Linked DNA regions of Homo sapiens: regions 2 and 3 are each linked to region 1. The links are chromatin loops, found by intact Hi-C in ENCODE. Cell type or tissue: A673. All regions are shown on one strand. Region 1 overlaps DIP2B (disco interacting protein 2 homolog B). Region 2 overlaps DIP2B (disco interacting protein 2 homolog B). Region 3 overlaps DIP2B (disco interacting protein 2 homolog B).

Region 1 (8,000 bases):
TGCTCTGCTGAAAATCCTTCAGTGACATTCAAGATCCCACAAGATCTGGTCTCTGGTAATCTTTCTAGCCTCATCTCCCACCTCTTTCTGACCCTTGCATTCTAAGTTCTGAACACTATTTCCCTGGCTAACTCTTGTTTGTCTGCCATGACTCAGCTTGGATGTCTTTGTTCTCTGAGCAAGCCTCTCCTATCACTCAAGACCAGTTTAGGTATAAAATTACAACCTCTATTTTTTTTTTCCCGACTGAACATTTCTCATCCTTTTCTCCTTCTGTGTGTGAAAATATGTATCTAGTAAAATCAGCTCACAAAATAGCTGATGTAGCTCTTCAACTGTGTCCTTTTCTCATTTTCTCTAAAGCAGTTTTTGAGAGGATGTGATATAGACTGTGTTTTTCAGTTCAAGAAAATGTTAAGGCAACCTTGGTCAGTACAAAGAAGACAAAAATCTGAAGAAAATAAATAATATCCCCATTAGTCTTTTTGCTTAATTCTGCCACTTCTTAAAACAAGAAATGTGCTGCAGAGACTACTCTTGGTGCAGCGGACAGGAAGTGGGCATGGGAAGGGCCTGCTGCACCACACGTGCTCTAGGGATCTACCAGTCGTTCCTCTGCTTATCAAAGCCACACACCTGGTACTGGCCGCCAGGTGGTCCCAAGCACAGTACAAGCAGGAGCATGCTCCCGCTGCCATGCAGGCACACCTTGCTCCTTCCCTTCCTGTGGGTACTTCTTGGGTTAGAAGAAATAACTAATTTGAAATTTCATTGTGAGTTTTCTTTCAGCTCCATCAATTAAGAGAGACTAGTTATGCAACAACTCTGGCAAACACAGAAGGGCCTGCCTCTTCCAATAGAATCCACTGAGGTCTCCTAGTACCACCCACAAGACCCAACCCTTCACTTTCTTATTTACTTATTTATTCACATGGCCTTTGTGCTTGTATGCTTGTCTGGTTCTCTTCTTAAACTGTTACATTCCTTAAGGGCAGAAACAGTCTTTATTTTTTTTGAGATGCAGTCTCACTGTTGCCCAGGCTGGAGTGCAGTGGTGGGATCTCAGCTCACTGCAACCTCCACCTCCCAGGTTCAAGTGATTCTCCTGTCTCAGCCTCCTGAGTAGCTGGGATTACAGGTGCCCACCACCATGCCCAGCTAATTTTTGTATTTTTAGTACAGACGAGGTTTCACCATGTTGGCCTGGCTGGTCTCAAACTCCTGACCTCAAGTGATCTGCCCGCCTCAGCCTCCCAAAGTGCTGGGGTTACAGGCGTGAGCCACATCGCCCAGCCGGAAACAGTCTTATGTGCTGTTCCATTTCCAGCAAATTATTGAGTACCTACTATACCTGATACATAGTAGGGTACAAAATAAATGATTGGTGAATGAGTTAATATAAAACTGTTGGTGCCTCATAGGGAAAAAAAAGACAAGTATTAGAAGCTCTCAGGATACACAGTTCATACTACTGTTAGGAAAACGATTCAGCTGGCCATTCTGCAGCTTCTCCTCACCTGATCGATATCGTTCATCCCTGGCTCCCCCAGATCGAGTTCGGTGGTACTTAGAGGGAGCAGAAGTTTGAGCTGCAGATGGAGCAGGTGTCTGGTTTCTAAGTTCTTTCTGTACTGCTGAATCAGTTTCTAAAAAAGGAAGTTTAAAAGATGGTTATCCAGTAACAGTAATAGCTAACATTTTCTAAAGCACTTTAAGCATTCTCACAATACTCTGAGCTAGGTACTATTACCCCATCTACAGTAAAGGGTTAGAGTTTCAATATAAATACATAAATATGATGCAAAGACATCCAAACTAAAAAATATCATCTTAGAGCCTTAAATGTCAACAGGTTGATAGGAGAGGAATAGCAAGAAGACAAATGTAAATTAAAAGGCCATTCCAGAGACTCCAAGGAGAGGCAGTACTGATGGGGAGTTGACTGCATATGATCCCCAATCCTAAACAGTGAGACAACGAATAGCTTGGGGAGCCTTAGCTACCATACCGTCAGTCACTCCAGATAAACATAATACAAGCAAAAACAGGGTGATTATGCAGCACAGCTTCAAGTCAAGTCTATTAGCCCCTCTTCCAACTGGACTCATCACTGACCCTACCCTGTCCCCATACTCTCCCCTCCCAAAATGTACTGTCTTATCAAGAATATGGGGATGGGGTAAATAAACAGAAAAACACTAAGTTCTGATGTTTTCCTGCCTTTTTATCTCAAATGATTAATTCCAAATCTGTTTCTTAAAAAAAATTACAATAAAAAAACTTAACGAGATGTACGTTAACAAAATTTTGAGTGTAAAATACAGTAGTATTAATATCTTATTAGTATTAATAAGGCACGATGTTATAAAGCAGAACTTACTAATCTTGCATAACTGAAACTTTATACCTGCAGAACAGCAATGCCTCATTTCCTGCTCCCTATATGCCCTGGCAACCACCATTCTACTCTCTGCTTTTATGAGCTTGACTCTCTTAGATGTCCCATATAAGTGGAATCATGCAGTATTTGTTCTTCTGTGACTGCTTTATTTTCCTCAGCATAATGTCCTCCAGGTTCATCCATGTTGTCACATATTGCAGGATTTCCTTAAGGCTTAAGTTTCTGAAATAGCACCCGGTTATGCCCAGCAAGGCAGCTTACACATAGCAAATTAAATGCCTAATATATTAAGATGTCACCTACACAGCAAATGTACTGCTCCAGATCCCAGCTGAGAATCAGCCTATAAAGCAAAAAAATTAAGGAAAAAAAAAAAAGACTCAAAGCAGCGGTCTGGGGAGTACAAGCAACAGTGCCACACAGCCCAGTAAAGACTGATAGCATCAGAGTATTACAGGAACTGAGATTCATAATGACAATGTTATATCATTTAAAAAGAAAAAAAAAAGCAGGTAGCATGCTGGAAAGGCCATGTGTTGAGGCTCTAGTCAATAGTTCCGGCTGAGCCCAGCCATCCACCTGCCCTGTCAAGGCATCAAACATGTGAATGAGCCATCTTGGACTGTCCAGAGCAGCCCATCTACTAGGTGAGGGGGAAGACAACCACTGAATGACCTCAGTTGGCAACCATATAGAGCAAAATAATCACCAAAATTAGCCCTGCCCAAATTCACGCCTGTAGTCTCAGCTACTTGGGGAGGCTGAGGCAGGAGAATCACTTGAACCTGGAGGCAGAGGTTGCAGTGAGCCAAGATCGTGCCACTGCACTCCAGCCTGAGTGACAGAGCAAGACTCTGTCTCAAAAAAAAAAAAAAAAATTGTGGAGACTTATTCCCACCTTGGCTCACTTGCAAGGGCAGTGATTTATCACGAATGGGGGCAGAAAACAACATACAGGTTGAACACCCCAAATACCCAAATCCGAAACTTTTTGAGCTCCTGTCTAATGCTCACAGGAATGTTCCTTGAAACATTTCTAATTGCCAATTTTCAGATTTCAGATGGTCAACTGGTATATAATGTAAATATTCCAAAAAAAAAAAATCTGAAACACTTCTAGTCCCAAGCATTTCAGATAAGGGCTACTCAACCCATACCTCAGGCCTCATCAAAAAGAGGTGGGAAGGAGTATGGGGGCATGGGAGGACAGCAGGACATTATTTAACAGCATATGTAATGTCAGCTGGGCAGGCAAGATGCTGCCTCAAGGTGAATCATTCCCTGACCATGGTTTCACACTCCAACTAGATCTCAGAAATTACCTGGGGTGCTAAAATACAGATTCCTGTGTTTTGAATAAGATATACACAGTTTCACTGCCATGGTAAAGAAAAGCTAAAAGCAAAGATGAAACTTAACTACATGTATCAACATAATGAGATACTATATGCCATTACAAATGAAAAATATGTAGACTATGCAGATACTTCAGTCCAAATAAAGTAATGCCAAGTGATAAAAGAACACAAAATATTATGTACACAATATAATTATAACTGTATGTAAAAACTATTTATATACAATTATAAGGGTCAGGTGGGACATAAAAATCCCAAAGGTATTTGGATTGAGGTACTCTATTTCTTTACAATTTCATTGTTCTGCTTATAGGATGAATTACGCATAAAACCAAATTCTAAAAGACAATACAAATACGTGCTGGAATGGAAGCTGCCAGACTCACAAATTAAGTCTTCTTTATGACTTCTAAATTCTAGCACAAAATAAAACAGAGATCCGAAGAAAAAGACAACTTGCTGATTATTACAAAGCAAGAGCTTCAGTTCGGGGGTTTCTGATCTTTCAGTCTGTTATGCAGAATATCCACTAGAGGTCACCATTATGTTTAAATAGTGATGATGTTAAAAGGTTTAGTAACAATAAAAAGTACACATTTTAGGTTCAAAAACATAAAGCCTTCCTTCTCAATGATCAATATGTATGTAAGTTATTGTTCCTTGGCAGAAAAATACATCAGAGTCTAATATGTTTCTATTGTTTGAATATGGTAAGGATGATAATCTGAAAAAAATGGTATTTAGTAGCAAAAAACTACACATTTCCACTCAGGAAGATGGAAGGAAGCCACCAGCCTCCACATGTTATCTTTTAATTCTGCTTATGATTTAACAGATATTCTCACCTGCAAGAGTAACAGAGTGAAACAGGATGGGCTCTGAGAACCAAGGAACCTAATAGTTCAACTTCTGGGAGGTGAACAGAGCAGACATGCCTACTGTTCTTGGTGCTAGTGTCCAGAGAAGAAACACATTAAACAAGTGGTCACCATATGTATACCTTTGACCTTGTGATACATGCTAAGGAGGAAAAGAACAAGGGTCTCCCAGCCCACATAATAAGGATTTAACTTGTATTAGAGTTTCAGGGAAGATGAATGTCTGCTGAAAGGAGACAGTGATGCAAAACTTAACTAGGCAGAGAGAAGGAAAAGCCACTTTATTCAAAAGCATGGTGTTTGTAGAAGCCCAGTGAGGGAGAAAAGCCTTGGCAAGTCTAAGACCAGTGAGGCTAAAGATACAGCAAAAGGGTAGAGTGTTACAAAATGAGACTGGACTAGAAAAGTGGCATCAGGTCACTTGTCCTAAGCCGAGTGGGCAGCCTTTGAAGGGATTTACAGGAAATGACAGAATATCAATGATAATAATATTTCCATGGCTCTTGCCTATTACCATCTCATTATGTCTTCACAACAGCACCATGTGATAGATACTATTAATGAAGCAGGATGCCCGTTACAGATTTTTCCACAGTGAGAGGGAACCAATAATCACCTTGAATCATTATAGGGCCCTCACTCCCACCCCATCCAAGAAGGCTCAATCAATCTAGCCTCTTGATTGAGAGGCTAGAGCAGCTGTGAGTAATTGAGGACAGTCTTCCTTTGAAGGGTCGGTGATTAACCTCACCGCCTAGAGAAGGCAAGAGAGGAACGAGAGTGCTAGTGTCTGGAGTCTGGAAAAGGGGCCACCTGCCTGTTTTCCAGGGGTAGACTCTGTAAGGAGAGCGGGTTGGGAGCTCCAGGTCTGTAAAGTGGTAGGTGTCTGAACAGATCCTGACCCAGAGCTTCCTTGGCCACTTGACATCAGGAAAATGACAGTGCATGAGGCTAAAAGAGCCAACACCAGGAGCTCTGCTCCGGGAGTCCAAGTAGAGTACCTGGCTCCTCCTCCATGATGCATCAGAGTAGCCGATGCAGGGAACAGGCTCAGCATTACTGGCTGGTCACACAGTGAGGACCAGTTATTCAGCAGCACCCTGTGAGATGATGGAAAGCAAACAGCAGACTGTGGGGATCTTTCCCCTTTGGGTGTGAAAGCTGGATCTACTACCTCTCCTTTTGCACTGCCTATATAATCCCTGAGGGTTCTCAGACAATTTAGGAGGAAAAAGAAGCCCCAAGAGGAAAATACTGGACTTCCTTCTGATGAGATATACGGGGGCAGATATAATTGCAATGTGTGCTCCAATTCATAGTGATTCCAATACCATCCAAACCAAACAAATGAAAGCAGAATGGGGATTGGAAAAAAGATTCTATGTTCTTTCCATTATGCTATGAGCCTCATTTGGGAAGGAACTTTTAAATCAAAATGAGACACATAAAACAAAATAGATTCCACTCCTCAAACCCTATGCATACATACATACACAGAGGCACATTGCCTACCGAGTATTTACAATTGGAAATGTTCTGTGGCATTCCAAAATGCTGTTCCTGATTTCAAAAACTGGTTTTAAGTTCACGTCCCTTTGAATTTCCACGCTACTTTGTTTAGAGCTCTCTTACAGTACTTATTCTACTCTCTTTTATGATCCTCATTTGTGTAACTGTCATCTCTCCTGCTATAGTGTAAATAACTTGAGGTCAGAGGCTGGTCTTAAGCATCTTGTATCTCCTATAGTAACTGGTCCTTGGTCTTTCATATTGCAAGCATTTAGTATTTTAATTAAAATAAATAATTAAGATCTTGTCTGTCTCCTCACCTCCACCAATAATAGTAGTTGCTCGGAAAAAATAAACACAAAAATGTTGAGATAGCCATTTAAAGTTTACCTAAAAATCCTGCTTATTTGTGTATCTCCAATTCATATAAGTTGTATGCAAAAATGTGTGCCTCTCATTATCTTCATATACTTACACAAGGACATTAAGGAAAATAGGGTTACAGACTACTCCAGGAGGCATTATTAGAGGCTTGAGAGAGAGAATAAAACACAAGGGTTTTCCTTTGTTTCATTTTAACTTGGTCACACTCGCACCCTTGAACAACTTCAAAGGCAGGACTGAACCTAGAAGAACTGCGATGAAAGGAGCACGAAGCAGCTGCCAAGTGCAGTGTACTTATAGGAACTGGAACACCGGGGACTGCCACTCAGCACAGCAAGCAGCAATCACAAAAGGAAGCCACGTTTGGGAAAAACCTTTGGGTGACCAGAACTTCTTATCAAGGCAAGCTAAAGAACATCAACAAATATTAATAACTATCTTCATAAACTTATTATTTATCCCTAAAAAATAAGTAGGCAGGAATCTGGGGGAAAAACAATGCAGAAACATATAGGTCAAGAAAGAAAATGTGAAAGGTAAGATCTTATTCTGAAGCAGGAGATAAACACAATTCACTTCAAAAATGAAGTGAAAGACGAAGTAAGTCACAGGATGAAGAAAATCAAACACACAAACGTCACAAATAATCTCAAATACAGTAAGACAAAACAGAATGAGCAGTATCCTGCCTCTCCTTTTCTTTCTGCTCATTTCTGTTGTTATAAATCTTGTAGTACTATTTAAAATAGATGTACCAACTTCATTTAAAAATTAAAGAAATGCTAGAATATCATTTGAGAATTGATATACTCTGCACAGCCTCTTGAGGTTTTAGTAGGTCTATATTAAAAGATCTATTGAGGGTGGAAACAAGTTGCCAGGATCAATCTACAAGAGACCACTCTATAATGTGTAGAGTGCCCTGCTTCTTGTATTACCTAACACTTTTATCTTCATAGATGTTTACTCAAGAAAATGCCAGAAATTCTAAATGCTCTTTCTTTTTAGTTGTGCAAACATTTATAGAACATCTACTATATATCAGGCACTAATGCTAGAAACTGGGGACATGAAGAATAAAAAAAAATAAAAAATAATGTTCCTCCAGTAGGTGAATAAGACACACAAACAGGCCACAATCTATGGGATGGCCAAAGACAGCTCTTTTAAAATGCAACTCAGATAATGGAAGTGGGGACTATTTATAGGGCTGGTCAAGGAGGGCCTCTCCAGGACTTCCCTAATTGAACAAACCCCTAAGTAGAGTGACGGAGCAAGCCAGGTAGGTTCTGGGCAGTGTCTTGTCCCATGCTGTCTCCTTGGTGTCGAAACAGTATTTGGAACACAGTAGGCACTCAGTAAATACATACTGTCCTTAGATTTGTCAGTAACCCCTGTAAGTTTAGAATGAACTCTTTTTCTATTAAAGCTAGCTGGAATTATCAGTTACTTGTATCCAAAGTATCTTAA
Region 2 (8,000 bases), 96 kb before region 1:
ATACACTGTCTCAGAAAAAAAAAATTTTTCGAAGTAGAGATGGGGTCTTTGCTATGTTGCCCAGTTGGCCTCAAACTCCTGGCCTCAAAGTGGAGTGGCCTCAAACTCCTGCTTCAGCCTCCCAAAGTGTTGGGATTACAGGCCTGAGCCACTGCACCTGGATGGTGCTATTATTATTATTATTATTTTTGAGAGTCTTGCTCTGTCATCAGGCTGGAGTGCAGTGACGTGATCTCGGCTCACTGCAACCTCTGCTTCCCAGGTTCAAGCCTCAGCCTCCTGAGTAGCTGGGACTACGGGCACACGCCACCATGTCCAGCTAATTTTTGTATTTTTAGTAGAGACGGAGTTTCCTCATGTTGGCCAGGATGGTCTCGATCTCTTGACCTCGTGATTCACCCGCCTTGGCCTCCCAAAGTGCTGGGATTACAGATGTGAGCCACTGCGCCCGGCCACCAGTGCTATTATTATTTATGGATGAGGAAACTGAGGCCCCAAGAAATTAACCTGTCCAATACTGAGAAGCTTGTAAGTGGCAGAGCCGAGGTCATCTGGCTCCTGCACTTACAGGACTCCTCCCATTCAGCTACGTAATGAAATATCAGCATCCTTCAAAGATTTGGGGAGGCTGGGCATGGGGGCTCATGCCTGTAATCCTAGTATTTTGGGAGGCTAAGGCAGGCGGATCACCTGAACTCATGAGTTCGAGACCAGCCTGGGCAACATAGTAAAACCCTATCTCTACTAAAAATACAAAAAGTTAGCCAGACATGGTGGCACGTGCCTGTAGTCCCAGCTACTTGGGAAGGCCGAGGCACAAGAATCACTTGAACCCGGGAGGCGGAGGTTGCAGTAAGCCCAGCCTGGGCAACAGAGTGAGACTGTCTCAAATAAACAAACAAAAACAAAGATTTGGGGGAAGAAAAATTAACTATTTTATATAGTTAATTTTTATATACTTATATACAAATAATATGTATTTATATATAAATATTTTTTGTTAAAGGGCTGGGCCTAGAATTTTTTTGTTAATGCAAACATGGATACATTTTAGAATACAATATAACATCTGAATGACCTTAAAAATTTGTAAGTATGTGACTCCTTTCAGTTTCATACCTTAATAGGTGGGAATATGTAGGATTTGCTCACTTTCCTTTCTAGCTAAGGGCATGTCAGTGGACAAATCTGGTACCATTTCCAGTTTGGGTGCCTAAATCTTCCCTGGATCCCAGTTTCAATCTCCCTCTTCTGTCAATTTCAGTCTCATGCCTTACAGAAAAAAATTAACTCCATTCACAACGGGGGAAAGCTAAATCCACAGTTTTACTGATTTCTAAAATGTGAACCCTAGAGATTTTTACTGCTGACTTTTCAGAGTAAAAATGAAAATTATTACAAACCTCTCCAAGGTGAGAGTCTCCAACCGGCCCTTTGGTCTCAGGATTAACAATAACCACTTTCACTCCAGGTAAAATCTAAGAATCAAAGGGAAAATACAAAGATTGAGTTCAGTGAAATCTAATGACCTCCAGGAAACGCACGGTTAGTTACCTGCTGGAGAGGTGAGAGAGGCACACATGGCGAGCCAGCTGTAGCGGCATCACAGCAGCTACCCTGAGGGGATCATGGCAGAGACCTTGTGTCTTGCTCTCACTGAACCTTCCTCAGTTCATTGAAGACGAAAGGTCTAATAAAACTCAGCCTCAAAAATAAAATGGGAGCCAGTCTGCCATCTCTTCAAAGGGATGAGAAATTGCAGATCAGGACCTTAACAGTAGAATTTGTAGAATAACCTTTCCCTTTTCATGTTCTTTCTCATTCACTGGAATGATGGCAGTGAAACCCTTTAAAACAGAAAGGGCAGCAGGCAGGGACAGCCTAAGTCACTCCACTCCAGACTCCAGCTGGTGCTAGAGTTGGAGGAATGTGAAGAGTGACAGAGGACAGCAGCAGCTTTGCAGGACAGAAGGATATCCTTGACCCTAGGATCTTCCTCAGGAAGGAAAAGGAAGACACATACGCTGGCTGAGGGAATGGCTCAGCCATTCTAACAAAAGAAGGGCCTCTCTGGTTACCCATATTCTGCCCCCTTCAAACTCCCTTTTTATCTTGGGTTTCTAAAGTATGAGGTTACTTGAGAAGCCCTCAATAATTATCTGGGTGCAAACATCTAAAACCTCAAGGAAGAGATGAGACGGTTCCCTTAGTCCAGGGTGGGCACAGGCTAATGCTCGTGAGGTGTGCTTGGCTGCTGAGGCAAGTGAAGATGTGACAAGGCAGTGACAAAATCAGCCAAATCCCCCTCTGCTCGCAGATGCAAACGGAAAGTGAGACTGGAGTAAGCGCCCCATGGGGTGATACACCACCAAGTAGGTTTGGCAGGGATTCTTTTTTTCCCTCCACAATTTTTTCACTGCCCTTCAGAATTACTAGACAGGATTCTGAGGTATCATCATTATCTCATCAAAGGGCAGAGAAATTCCCACTTGTCTTGACAATGCATGTGGGTTTCCTATCATCCTTAGTAAATTGCTTCTCACTAAATCTCTCTTTTGACGTTTTATAGCCTCATTCTAATCTAAGAAATCTTACTCCCACAGATGTTAACTCTCAAATATCTTTAATCTCATCCCCATTTTTATTTTCCTTTCAACTTTAAATGCATGTGTGTCTTCCCTGACCTTAAACCACACTCCCATCTCGGCCTCTCCTAGCTTTCTCCTTGTGACGTTTGTAAGATAGAACCGGGCCGGGCATAGTGGCTCATGCCTGTAATCCCAGCACTTTGGGAGGCCGAGGCAGGTGATCACCTGATGTCAGGAGTTCAAGACCAGCCTGGCCAACATGGTGAAACCCCATCTTTACTAAAAACACAAAAATTAGCTGGGCGTGGGGGCAGGTGCCTGTAACCCCGGCTACTCGGAGGCTGAGGCAAGTTCTCCTTGAATCTGGGAGGCAGAGGTTGCAGTGAGCCGAGATCGCGCCACTGCACTCTAGCCTGGGTGGCAGAGTGAGACTCCATCTCAAAAAAAACAAAAAACAAAAAACAAAAAAACAAAAAAAACCATGAAAAAAAAACATAGAACCAGCTCTTCTATCCACCTTTCATACAATGAGCACTGCATTTTGCTGGTCTGTCAATAAGAATAACATGTCAGTTGGATTTTTAAAAATCGATGGAAATTAAGAGAGTTCAAATTTACTATTCTTCTTATCTATGTACCCATATGAATTTGAAAGTATTAGCCAAGCTGAAATTATCTCCAGATTTCAATTAAGGCTTGCCCTGGACACTAATATATTATATGGCTTCTGGTTTCTTTAAACTGAACCACTTCTCCACACAGCCCACCTTCCCCATGGTCAACAGAACAAATTACCTTTCCAGACTCTGAGAGAAGCAAACTCTGAGGGGCGCCACGTTCCACGAGACGAACCCTGCAGAAGAACGGTATTTACTATATATAGGGCTTTTAAGAGGAGAAGTCGCCATGTTCCTGCAGCTCGGTGCTGCCTTCCCACAACCTCTAACTTGTCTCTCTTCCTCATACTACAGAGGGGTTTCTCAAACTCAGCACTACTAACATTTTGGCCAGATAATTTTTTGTTGAAAGGGGCTATCCTGTGCATTGCGGTGTTTACCAACACCTCTGGCCTCTGCCCACTAGATGTCAGTAGCAAGCCCCCTTTTATGACAACCCAAAATGTTTCCAGACATTGTCAAATCTCCTCTAGGGTGGCAAAATCTTCCCAGGTTTCAAACTGCTGCATGAGAGAGATGTTCCACCTATGCAGGCTAGGTCAGTGCAGTGGGGCACTCCAGATAACACATCCAGGGTAGTGGGGCTTGGGAAGAGAAGTCTTAGAGCCCTGGGCCAGCGCTCACTGCCGGACACAGCTAAAATTCCCTTCTGGGCTAAGGAGGCAGGCTTTTACCCATGGGGCTCAGATAAAGTGTTGTTTCAAAAACCCTACTCTGACTCATTTATCTTATCTGTCCTATTATTTTTAAACTCTTAGAGGAAAGAGACTATCCATTTTAGTTTAATTTATATCAAATGTCACAAAATACTTTTATATGGGCAATAACTATTATACTTTAATATTAAAGAACAGTGTAGCAACTGAGAGAATTAAAGCTTTCTTATAAATGTAAATCTTATGTATTAATGATAAAAACAAATTCCTTCCCTCTTCCCATTCCCCTCCTGGAATATATGAACAAAAGGAATGAGGGAAAATGCTGGCTTTGAGGTTCCGAATTTGTTATGCTTAGGAACTAGTAGGAAAGGAGCATTAATAAATCTGTTGTACCTGTCATGTCTTAGTGATTTCAGATCCACATACACAGTAGTCGGATCAGGCCCTGAGGTTCCCTAAAGAAAGACAAATCAATGCGTTGTTTAGAATTTCGATAAACTGTATTTCACATTTTCAAACCAAGAAATAATTTAGCCATATACATGAAAAATCCACACTCTTTTCACCTCTCCTCCCCTTGAGAGTAGGCCCCCTGCTCTCACTCTTATCACGGGGACTGTGGCAGCACTGAAACATTTCCATGCTGAGGAGGGCTTTCATCCCTGGATTCAAAGCAGAGGTGACACAGGTCGGCAACCCAGGGACTTGCAAAACCAGTATTGGCCACAGTGACAGCAAGAGGGCTATGATGGGGCTCAAGTTTAAACCATCAAGACCCTTCTGAAAGAAGAAGGTCACAGAAGACCTGAAATAATCCACCCATGTGTGCTATCTTCTTTCACTCACTTTGTCCATGCCTATATTTGCCTTATTATTTTTTTAAGAGACAGGGTCTCAATCTGTTGCCCAGGTTGCTGGAGTGCAGCGGTACAATCACAGCTCACTGCAGCCTCAACCTCCTGGGCTCAAGCAATCCCCTTGCCTCAGACTTCCAGGTAGCTGGGACTAGAGGCATGTACCACTAAGCCCATCTATATTTTTTGCAGGTGAGTGGTGGGGGTAGGGGAGAGATGAGGTCTCAACTATGTTGCCCAGGCTGGTCTCAAACTTCAGGGCTCAAGCAATCCTCCTGCCTTGGCCTCACAAAGTGTTGGGATTATAGCCATGAACCACCACACCTGGCGCTATATTTGCCTTATTACACATTAATACATAAAATTAGTCTCAGTTCTAGTCCCTTTTCTGTTATTTACCCATCAAGAATAACATGACAAAGTTGCCATCTGGGTAGAGAAGAGAATACAAGGTTATTGTTTGGAAAAAAAAAAAAAAAAAGAAAGAAAAAAAATGGTATAGAATATAGAGACAGAAAAACAGAAGGTCAGACCGGGCGCGGTGGCTCATGTCTGTAATCCCAGCACTTTGGGAGGCTGAGGCGGCTGGATCACTTGAGGTCAGGAGTTTGAGACCAGCCTGGTCAACAGGGCGAAACCCTGTCTCTACTAAAAATACAAAAAATAGCCGGGCGTGGTGGTACACGCCTGTAATCCCAGCTACTCTGGAGGCTGACGTGAGAGAACCGCTTGAACCCAGGAGGTGGAGGTTGCAGTAAGCTGAGACTGCACCACTACACTCCAGCTGGGGTGACAGAGCAAGGCTCCGTCTCAAATAAAAAAAAAAAGAAAAAGGAAAAACAGGTCAGATACAAGTAAAATCCAAATAGGACTCAAATCTTTGTGACTCGTCATCATGACCACACGACGATGACTCAAGTAAACACCAACACTGCGCTCACTGTCAGCACTGCTCCAAGAACTCCGAGTTGGCAGCTCAGTGATTGTGCAAGCTGCCTGGGGAAGCACAGTACTGCTACCTTCACCTTACAGATGAGCAAAATGAGACACAAAGAAATCGAGATTTAAAAGCCCGAAGTTCCAAAGCAAGTAAGTGCGGCTGGGGCCCAAGCCCAGGCAGCCTGGCTCCAAAGCCCATGCTCTGGGATACTCCATATTCCTCTCCCATTTGTCAACAGACAAGATTTCATGAGGGTCACCTGTAAACATATTGCTACATTGACTCTTGATCCAAAAGTGGTGCTGACAGCCCGCGGGGACAGCCCGATGTCTTTGAAGAGCTTAGAGAAGGACTGCTGGAGTGCAACGCGGGGCCTCTCCTCCGCCACCACCACACAGGTCCGGACGCAGGAGAGGTTGATCCCTCTGGTCTGCAAGACACCATTATATGGGAGCCAAGTCAGTAGGATCATAAAAGAACTGAACAGGTAAGGCCACTGTTCTAGCTCCTTGGTCAGGAAAAGCCAAGCAATTGTGTATTCTCACCTCAGGCACACAGAGAAAAAAGCAGCTTTCAGAAAAGAAGAAACGGACAAGGCATCCCATTAAAATCACTATCTGCTGGTAAATTTGCTCATTCTCTAGTTCTTTCCTCTTTCTTCTAAAAATCTAAGGCTCTTCAGCAATGTTTTTATCCCTCCTCATTTCTGTACCTTAGATGTCCCCCTATTTGATGAGACTGAGAGAAAAATTAATCTAGAACTCTGGCGATCTAATCTCATCTCTTTTTGCATTCCAAAGATATTTTTCTATCAAAGAAAATTCAGTATCTTCTGACTTTCTCATCTGCAAGTCAGACAGATCATCATTTGACACACACATGAATCAATGAGTTACCCTTATCTTTGGAGATATTCTGAATTCCTAATATTTTGAGGTTTCAAATTCTATTAGGAAAAAAAAGTATTGGAAGCCACAGTTCCCTTTTATGTTTACATAAAGTCTTTCCAGTTAGCCTCCCAACCAGTTTCCGCTTCTTGTCCACAAAGTAAGAATCATATTAAACTGTGGAAGAGTGCACTAAATTAGGAAGGTGGAAGAGATAAACTTGCCAAAGTTTAAAATACACCCTTTTTTAACTGAGTGACTTGAAAAAGGCAAGCAAACATGTCTGTTAGCCCCTGCTCTGGCCCTGTTACGTCCTGGCGCATTTCTTCAGAACCTTTTGGGACTGGCCACCTGCTGGAGCTGCTTCTTACCTTTAGCACTTCCACTTGGTTCCCAAGACCTTTGGTGCAGAGCTCCATCACTGAATAGGAGCAGAAAGTGTCCCTTATTTTGTACTGGTTGACTGTGGAGAGCCAGAGGAAAAGGTTGTTCTCTAACTCCATAGGAGGAATTAAGACAGACTGGTGGCCTGAATAGACACTGCAGTGAAAGAGACAAGAGCTGGAATCATCAATTCATCCTGGATACCTGATGCTTCAGAACCCCACCAATTCCACAGATATTTACTGAGTGTAAAGGACAGTGTAGGGACATATGAGATATAAAGCTCTAAGAATCAGTCTTGTTCCTATGCAACTCGCAAAAGGAGCAACTATGAAATAAAGCAGACTGTGGTAGGTCACTTAAGTCTACATAACATTCTTACAGCTGCCCTCAAGCTAATTAATATGGTCAAGATGATACTAAACATTCTGGAAAGGTAATTCCTAATAACTAATCTTTAAAACCCTGATGGAGTAGCATTTTTTCCTCTTTCTATTCAGAAACCTTATGTGTGGACTGGATTTTATTCCTATGGTTTCTTTTAAAGATGTTTATAGCCATTTTATTGATGCTCTGAATATGAGATGTGAATCAAGAACACTGACATCACAGAATAAAGAGCAGTTCATTCAAGCTCGATAAGCCAGGGTAGGGGAGTGGTAGTGCTTCACTGAGCTGGTGACACTTGAGCTGCAGCTTGAAGAATGAGTATGAATTTGGCAGTGGCCAGAAGAAGTGGGGACGGTAGTGAGGGTGTTCTAAGCAGAGGAACAACATTTACAAAGGCCGATAATTACAGCATGTTTGAAGCGATCAGAAATATTAATAGTATTCAAGTGGCCAGGCACGGTGGCTCACGCCTGTAATCCCAGTACTTTGGGAGGCCATGATGGGAGGATCGCTGGAGCCCAGAAGGTGAAGACCAGCCTGGGTAATAGAGCAAAACTCATGCCTCTACAAAAAAAATTTTTTTAACAATTAGCCAGGCGTGGTGGCACACACCTGTAGTCC
Region 3 (8,000 bases), 55 kb after region 1:
GTGAAAATATCATTCCCTCTTCTGTTTAACAGTCAGGTGATGTCTTGAGAACCCACCCAAAGAAGCATATACAAGCAAAAACATGTTTTCATATGGGCAAATTTTGATCAAAACGTTTATAATAGCTTTTTATTTAAAAAAATTTTTTGCCGGGCACAGTGGCTCACGCCTGTAATCCCAACACTTTGGGAGGCCAAGGCGGGTGGATCACTTGAGGTCAGGAGTTTGAGACCAGCCTGGCCAACATGGTGAAACCTCATCTCTACTAAAAATACAAAAATTAGCTGGGCGTGGTGGCATACACCTGTAGTCCCAGCTACTCAGGAGGCTGAGGCAGGAGAATCGCTTGAACCCGGGAGGCAGAGGTTGCAGTGAGCCGAGATCACACCACTGCACTCCAGTCTGGGCAACAGACCAAGACTCCATCTCAAATAAAAAATGTTGTTTGTTTGTTTTACGTAAAATCACTGTCATTATGCATATGCATACATTACAACAACTTTTCTAAGAAACTCACTTCTTCAAGTTTTTTTTAAAGTATCAGAGTAAAAGTGCTGAACTAGGAACTGGGAGTATAGGTTTTAGCCTCAATTCTGTACAAGTTTGGGAAAGTCCCATCACTTTTTGGGCATTCTCCTTGACTGCCACTTGAGTCCAGGCCCCATGTCATCTGCCTGGACCTGCCTCTCTACATCCTCCAAATAACCCAGGCTCTTGTCTCCTCCAATCCATTCTACTCAGGACTTTAGCTGAAATCACTTTTTAAATGCAAATCTTATTTTTGTTTGAATGCTCACCTCCTTTGTAATTTTTTTTACCATTTTGGTAAAACCAGGAATAGCTATATTGTTGTCCACAGTGAGGCTGGCAGAGCCTTCAGAGACCACCTCCTAGGTCTGATCCCCTTGTATTAACAGAACACATGAAAAGACTAATGCCCTGAGACAAAGTAAATGGGCCACATCTAGGACGCATGAGTTCTCAGAATGCCATGTGTTTGTGGGAACCTCCAGGTCATTCACTCAATTGAAAGTATTCACTGAAAGTGGCACTATGCTAGGTATCAAGAACTCCAGTGAACAGACAGATAAGATCCTTGATTTTATAGAGCTTATAGTGATAGATACATTCATTTTTAGAAAAAAAGTAAATGCCCAGGATAATGACAAAAGTGTTATCCTCTTAGATGACTGCAAGTCACCTTCTGGGGAGTCTCTCTGTGTCTTCTCTTGACCTCTGCATTAATTGCATATAACAGAGTGATCCTTTTAAATGTAAATTAGATCACGTCTATACCTTGCTCAAAACTTCCCACATTCTGAATAAAAACTAAACTCCTTACCATGGCCTGGGAAGCCTTAAGTGATCTGACTCCTGTCTACTTCTCAGCCAGTTCTCTCTGCTCTTCCTCATGCCACTCTGGCCACATACCTACTGACCTAGTCTTCTAAGGCACCTAGCTTGTTCCTCCTTGAGGCCTCACCTGCTGTTCCTTTGCCAGAACACTCTTCCCCCCAACATTCACATGATGCTCTCTCTTCATTGGAGTCCTTGCCAAAATGTCTCCTCCTCTGGCCACTCTGACTAGAAGAGCAGCTACCCCTCAATTCCCTCCATCCCCTTAGCCCACGCTTCATCTGTCTACAAGGCACAGGTCACAGTCAGCACACGATTTATCTGTGGTTTGTCTCCCAACTATACATAAGCTTCCTGAGTGTGTCTACCTTGCCCAATGCTCTATTTCCAATGCCTGGAACAGTGCTGGGCACAGAATAGGCACTCAATCAATATTTGCTGGAAAAATAGATAATGTGACAAAGAACAGATTGAGGTGGATAAGTCACTACTTTGGGAAGGGTGATCAGAAAAAGGCTCTCAGAAGAAGTGTCATTTAATCTGCATCTTGAAGCATAAGGATGAGAGCCAGAAACAGAAGAGTCCATGTAGAAGGAACAGCAAGTGTCAAGGCCCTGGGGCATGAAAGATCCTGCTGTGAAAGAGGACAAGTATAGCCACAGCATAATGAGGGACAGGAAAAAAGGTAGAAACGAAGCAGGAGAAGCAGGCAGGTTCCTGAAGGAGTCGTAATTGATTCTACATGTAATGCAGCCATTAAGGACTAAGCAAAGCGTTAGATGATATGGTTAAACATTTTTGGCCAGGCGCGGTGGTTCACGCCTGTAATTCCAACACTTTAGGAGGCAGAGGTGGACAGCTCACTTGAGGTCACGAGTTCAAGACCAGCCTGGCCAACATGGTGAAACTCCATCTCTACTAAAAATACAAAAATAAGCCAGGTGTGGCGGCACACATCTGTAATCCCAGCTACTCAGGAGGCTGAGGCAGGAGAATCGCTTGAACCCGGGAAGCAGAGGTTGTAGTGAGGTGAGATCACACCACTGCACTCCAGGCTGGACCACACAGTGAGATTCTGTCTCCAAGAAATATAAAAAATAAATAAATAACAAATACATTTTTAATAGAACACTCTGCCTGCTGTGAAGAGAACAGCATACAAGAGACAAAAATGGAAGCACAGAAACCAATCAGGAAATTCTAGCAGTTTTCTAGTTGAGAAATGATGGTGATTAGTGGTGGAAATGCAGACGGAGAGAAGTGAATGCATTTGAGATATGTACTGAGGTGAAACTGATAAAACTGCTGAAGGGCTGGACAGGGGCAGGGAAAAATTTAAGATGGCTCCCATGTTTCAGGCATGAGAAACTAGGGTCCATTTGCTAAAATGAAAAAGGACTAGGGGGAAAAAGTCAGAACTTGCCTCTGTACCTGTGAGGTCTGGGTCACAGGTTACTGATATCAAGGTGGAAGTTAGAGGATGAGCCTTGGCTGTGGATATAGATTTAGAAATCATCCACATAAAGATGGCATTTAAAGCCATGGAAGTGGGTGAAATCACATGGGAGAGAGTGTAAATAAAGAGAAGTGAAGCCCAAGACTGAGCTCCAGGGCATTCCAGCATTCAGAGGTTGGGCAATGGAAGTAAAGGGAATGAGAATAGGTCTGTGAGGCAGACAGAAAATGACTGGATGCCCTCACTGGGGACCTTGGTGCTTCCAACAAGGATGGTTTCAGTGAAGCAGTGAGGATGGCAGCCAGGACTGAGTGGTCTAAAGAAACTGGAAGAGAAGAAATGGAAGAAAGAGTAGACAACTCTTCCAAGAGTTGTGCTGTCATGGGGAGAAAAAAGTGGGTCACTGACTAGAGAGACAGGTTGATTTAATAAAGGATTATTTCTCAAGATGGGGGTACACCAGAGTGTTATCTGCACAGATGCTCTTTTATTTATGATGGGGTATGTGCAGATAAACCCATCGTAAATAGAAAATATCATGAACTGTAAGTGTGTTTTCAATTTACAGTATTTTCAACTTAGGATGGGTTTATCAGTACGTTACCCCACTGTAAGTAAAGGACCGTACTGAATTTGTATCACTTCCACACCTTCGTAAAGTCAAAAAATCCTACATCGGGACATCTGTCTATGATCAATAGGGATGCTCCGGGAGACAAGCAGCACCTGCAGATGGGGGAGGAAAGCAGACCACAGAAGCAGTAAGCGCCTTGGGAAGGTAGGGGTGCTCAGCACCAATGGAGGGACTGAAGCACAGGTGGGGGTTCAGATGAAACAAGTACTCGCCACCACTATAACCAACTGGAGGGACACAATAGAAGAGGAGTCTGGCTGCCAAAAAAAAAACGTGTAGATGTGGTGGAGGGAAGATGAGGGTATCACTCTGGAAAGATTTCTATTTTATCAGAGAAGCATGAAACAAGGCCATTGGCTAAGAGAATAAAGGACATGTGTGTGGGTTTGAGGAAAAGATATGTAATAGTCCTCTCAGAACATGAGGAAACAAATTTACCAGTAGGGCTTCCAGGCAACAATGAAGCCCATTTGTGGCTTGTGGTTATGTCTACATGGAATCCTACTAACACTTTGTGTATACGGTAAACATTTCCTTCAATCAATTTTATTATCTAAATTTATACCAAGAATTAGATTTGTAACATCATCTTTGTAATTCTAATCTAGGTAAATGCCCCCCTGACAAAAAGCAGAATGTTATAGACCCCACACACCCCCAAAATTTGATTACATCATCTGATTATCAGCCATCTTTTAAAAAGAAACCAGACAACTAACTAAAGAAAAAAATGTGCATACCATCAGGGGAAACACGACCACTGACTAGCTTACGTACTTGTAAGTGAAATTATCCGTTAATGCTTGAAATATGTTTTTAAAATAACTGGAGGCTGGGGAGGGTGCAGGAGAAGAAAAGTGGATGGGGCACAGATGAAAGTAGATGGGTCATGTGTTTTCACTGCTGTTGGTGGGTGATGGGTACATGGAGATTCACCATACAGTTCTACTCTGGTATATGTTTGAAAATCTCCGTTAAAAAGGGTAAAAACAAAAATAAAAGAAATCCAGAGGGCTAAGATGGAGCCAGTATTTATTTTATACTTCCAATATAAACTAATATTACAATGTTTCATAGAATTCTACTCTGCTTCCTTAATAACTAATCAGAAAAAAAAGCTATTAGGCCAGGTGTGGTGGGTCACGCCTGTAATCCCAGCACTTTGGGAGGCCAAGGCGGGCAAATCGCCTGAAGTCAGGAGTTCGAGACCAGTCTGGACAATGTGGTGAAACCCCGTCTCTACTAAAAATACAAAATTAGCCAGGCGTGGTGGTGCGCACCTGTAATCCCAGCTACTTGGAGGCTGAGGCAGGAGAATCACTTGAACCCGGGAGGCGGAGGCTGCAGTGAGCTGAGATCGCACCATTGAACCCCAGCCTGGACAAAAAGAACGAAACTCCACTCAAAAAAAAAAAAAAAAAAAAAAAACAGAAAAAAAGAAAAAGAAGCTATTATCCTTCCAAACAAAATTCACTTCATCTAAAAAGTTACTGCCCTTCTCTTTGATCAAGCATGCTCCACCATGCCCTGTGTCCTCTCTGCAGGAGGCCTGCCCAGGTCCAGGGCTGCCTGAGACAAGGGGGCCTAACTCGAGGATTCAGTGCAGGCTCGCACAGCTCTCACACTGAGCTCTGCCTCAATCAGTATTAAAGGCTACATTCTGGCTGCAAAAAAGAAAAAAGTAAAAGATATTTATCTTTTCTTCCCTTCCTCAACAAATTTCTAACTGTATACCTCATGAAACTGCTGCAACAAATGAGCTCATCTTCATTAACTTTCCTTTCAGCCAAGAGTAAGTAAAGTATGGACAGGGCAAGCAAACCATGCCTGAGTCAGCAGGAGTTGAGTGGATATCCCTTGTGCTGCCCGGTGACTCCACTGTCTTGGGCACGATAACGTACACCACAAGTAGTGTTTAAGGTCACCTACCACTGTGGTGAATGTGGGTAGCAAGTAGACGCTATGGAGGAGAAATCAGCACTGAGTAAGGCCCCTCCTAGGGTATATGGTAAATAGTATTTTATTCTACTAGCAATCTCCTCTACCCCCTTCCACATTTCTTTTTACTCTCCCTCTTTGGAAACCTAATTTGTGGCAAACAAGGTCAACTGTACAGCATACAGCCGGAAAGAATCACACTCCTATTGGGCGCCTCCAACCTGATGGTTACCTGACTGGTTTTACTGACAGAACTGGTTGCCCAGGAGGGTGGATATTATTTCTGAGAGCCACAAAGGACATTTTCTTTATGCAGTAGCGGTCTTAAAAGCCTGCCTATTTTTTAGCTTATGAATAAATTCCTGTTTCAATGATTCCCAAATCTGGCTAATTACAGGCATTTCCAGAAGAGTTCTTTTAAAGTCTCAATTGGGCCAGAAATCTGTGTTTTTGAAAGTCATCAAGTAGTTGTGCTCATTCACATGCAGAAAGTAATGATGTGGCATGACCTATAGCACAAATGTAAGTCAGAATTCCAAAGAGTGAGCGACCTCTAAAATGTATTTAGTTATTCCGAACACAAAATAGTTTCTCCAAAATAAAACCACAATTCTAGTTAATATACAAAGTAAAACTGAATTCATAATGCAGCAAAAAACATTAAGAAAGAGCTACCAAATTACAAGGAAGGACTAAAGCCGGGTCGGTCCTTCAAGGCTGGCATTGTTGACATTTTGGGCTAGATAATTCTTTGTTGATGGAGGGTGCTGTGTGCACTGTAGGATATTTCCATCATTTGAACATAAAGTGTGTGAAAGTATTGCTGTAACAAAACAATTAGTAATTCTGCTGACCTCTACCCATTAAATGCCAGTAGCAATTTCATCCCCCAACCCAGAGCTCTGACAACCAAAAATGTCTCTAGACCTTGCCAAATGTACCCTGACGGTTGAGGGGTGCAAAATTGCCTCAGTTCAGAACAACTGAACTGAAGGAACTGGGTTAAAAATAGAAGAAAGTTGCAGTGAGCCGAGATCACGCCACTACACTCTAGTCTGGGCAACAGAGTGAGACACAGTCTCAAAAAAAAAAAAAAAGGAAAAAGAAAAGAAAGGATAAAGTAGACTGGAGTAAAAATATAGATAATAAAATTTCTGCAAAATATAAAGAAAAAGCATAAGGAGCACCATTCTTGGCTATTTTTATTTTAAAAAATAAAATTAAAGGAAATTAGCTTAAATTATAAAAGAGGGCATCTGGAGTACTCATAAGGAAAAATCTCTTAACTCCAAAGGCTTATTAAAGCCAGGAAACTGGAGCCCTTTACCTGGAGATAATTAGAATGAATCAGAATGAAATGACTGTGATATAACTCAGAAGGTTTGGGGCAACAGTGTGTAGTGCTGAGACCTCTGGAGGGCCCTTTTTAGCCTAAGAGTCTCTCCTGTCCTGGAGCCCTAAAGACTTCTTCAGAAGGAAAGTACTTGACTCACAATTAATGTCTCACTGTGGATTCAAGTCCACGTGATATGACCAATTTCTGAATGTACACACAAGCAAGCCAACAAAGTTAGCAAGGTTGGCCCTTCCCTGTTGTTTTTGCCCCACAAGGTCTAGGTTAAGCTAAGAACTGGTCTTCTCCTTTGTGCCCATGGTTATTTCCAGCATTTGTCCAGTGCCTGTGCCAAGACTGCCAGTCAGAAGTGGAGATCTGACCAGGAATTGTATCCATACCAGATCAGCACACCTACCAGGCCAATCTCATCAAAAGTAAAGGCAAAGAGAAGAAATAAGGGAAGTGAGAAGGAAATACAGTTGAGTCAGAAATGACTTTACTTTCAATCTGCAGTTCTCCAAAAATGTGGTCCACAGTTTCTGGGGGTCTCTCCAAAATTACAGGGGTCCATGAAGCTATGTATATATATATATATATATATATATATATATATATATATATATATATATATATATATATATATATATATATATATTTTTTTTTTTTTTTTTTTTTTTTTTTTTTTTTTGAGACGGAGTCTCACTCTATCACCCAGGCTGGAGTACAGTGCCATGATCTCGGCTCACTGCAACCTCCACCTCCCAGGTTCAAGTGATTTTCCTGCCTCAGCCTCCTGACTAGCTGGGGTTACAGGCACCTGCCACCACACCTGGCTAATTTTGTATTTTTTGTAGAGACGGGGTTTCACCATGTTGCCCAGGCTGGTGTCCAACTCCTGGGCTCAAGTGATCTGCCCTCCTTGGCCTCCCAAAGTGTTGGGATTACAGGTGTGAGCCATTGTGCCTGACCTAGATTCAGGTTTTCTAAAATTTTTATTTTTGCTTAAAATCACTATCAGTTCACTGTAACTTATAATTGTCAACAAATGCTGCCAGCAACAGGCTCATTTCATTCATTTTTGAGAAAATATCTGGCTGACATCCAAATCTAAATATATAACCATAGTTTATCTCTCATTTATTCTTTCAAGTAGAAATGATGTTTAAAAAGTCAGCTCACAACTCTCAAACAATTGTACAAATGTTTTTCCTTGACACAACACAGAATTGTACAAAAATGTGGACTCAGGCATTAAGATGTACTAAAATCAATATCTTTTA

Evidence for each region. Hi-C counts contacts between places; a loop is a spot of excess contacts. Peaks named below come from ENCODE experiments on the same cell type or tissue, not always from the same donor. Only the 100,000 strongest peaks of a DNase experiment are listed, where the experiment ranks them.
Region 2: a loop joins it to region 1, with 2.1 times the contacts of the local background. A loop is called at or near these places in 3 of 110 quality-filtered maps.
Region 3: a loop joins it to region 1, with 2.0 times the contacts of the local background. A loop is called at or near these places in 19 of 110 quality-filtered maps.

Annotation. Positions count from the first base shown.
Region 1 is chr12:50,634,370-50,642,369 of GRCh38, reverse strand. DIP2B (disco interacting protein 2 homolog B) reads right to left here. Exons shown (of 38, transcript NM_173602.3): 3 at 1,518-1,646. Among named protein-coding and RNA genes, the nearest start is that of ATF1, 130 kb to the left of the region's middle. RefSeq lists an enhancer at 1,639-1,688. In A673, a CTCF peak has its summit at 4,287 (motif pointing right); a DNase peak (open chromatin) is centred at 4,269; H3K27ac peaks cover 2,052 bases.
Region 2 is chr12:50,730,514-50,738,513 of GRCh38, reverse strand. It overlaps DIP2B (disco interacting protein 2 homolog B), which reads right to left. Exons shown (of 38, transcript NM_173602.3): 31 at 6,977-7,145; 32 at 5,978-6,148; 33 at 4,318-4,379; 34 at 3,384-3,441; 35 at 1,404-1,478. Among named protein-coding and RNA genes, the nearest start is that of ATF1, 30 kb to the left of the region's middle. In A673, a CTCF peak has its summit at 3,653 (motif pointing right); a DNase peak (open chromatin) is centred at 3,683.
Region 3 is chr12:50,579,020-50,587,019 of GRCh38, reverse strand. The region is part of intron 1 of DIP2B (disco interacting protein 2 homolog B); the gene reads right to left. Among named protein-coding and RNA genes, the nearest start is that of DIP2B, 78 kb to the right of the region's middle. RefSeq lists enhancers at 6,839-7,038, 7,439-7,578. In A673, no CTCF peak of the experiment used is centred here; no DNase peak of the experiment used is centred here; H3K27ac peaks cover 2,350 bases.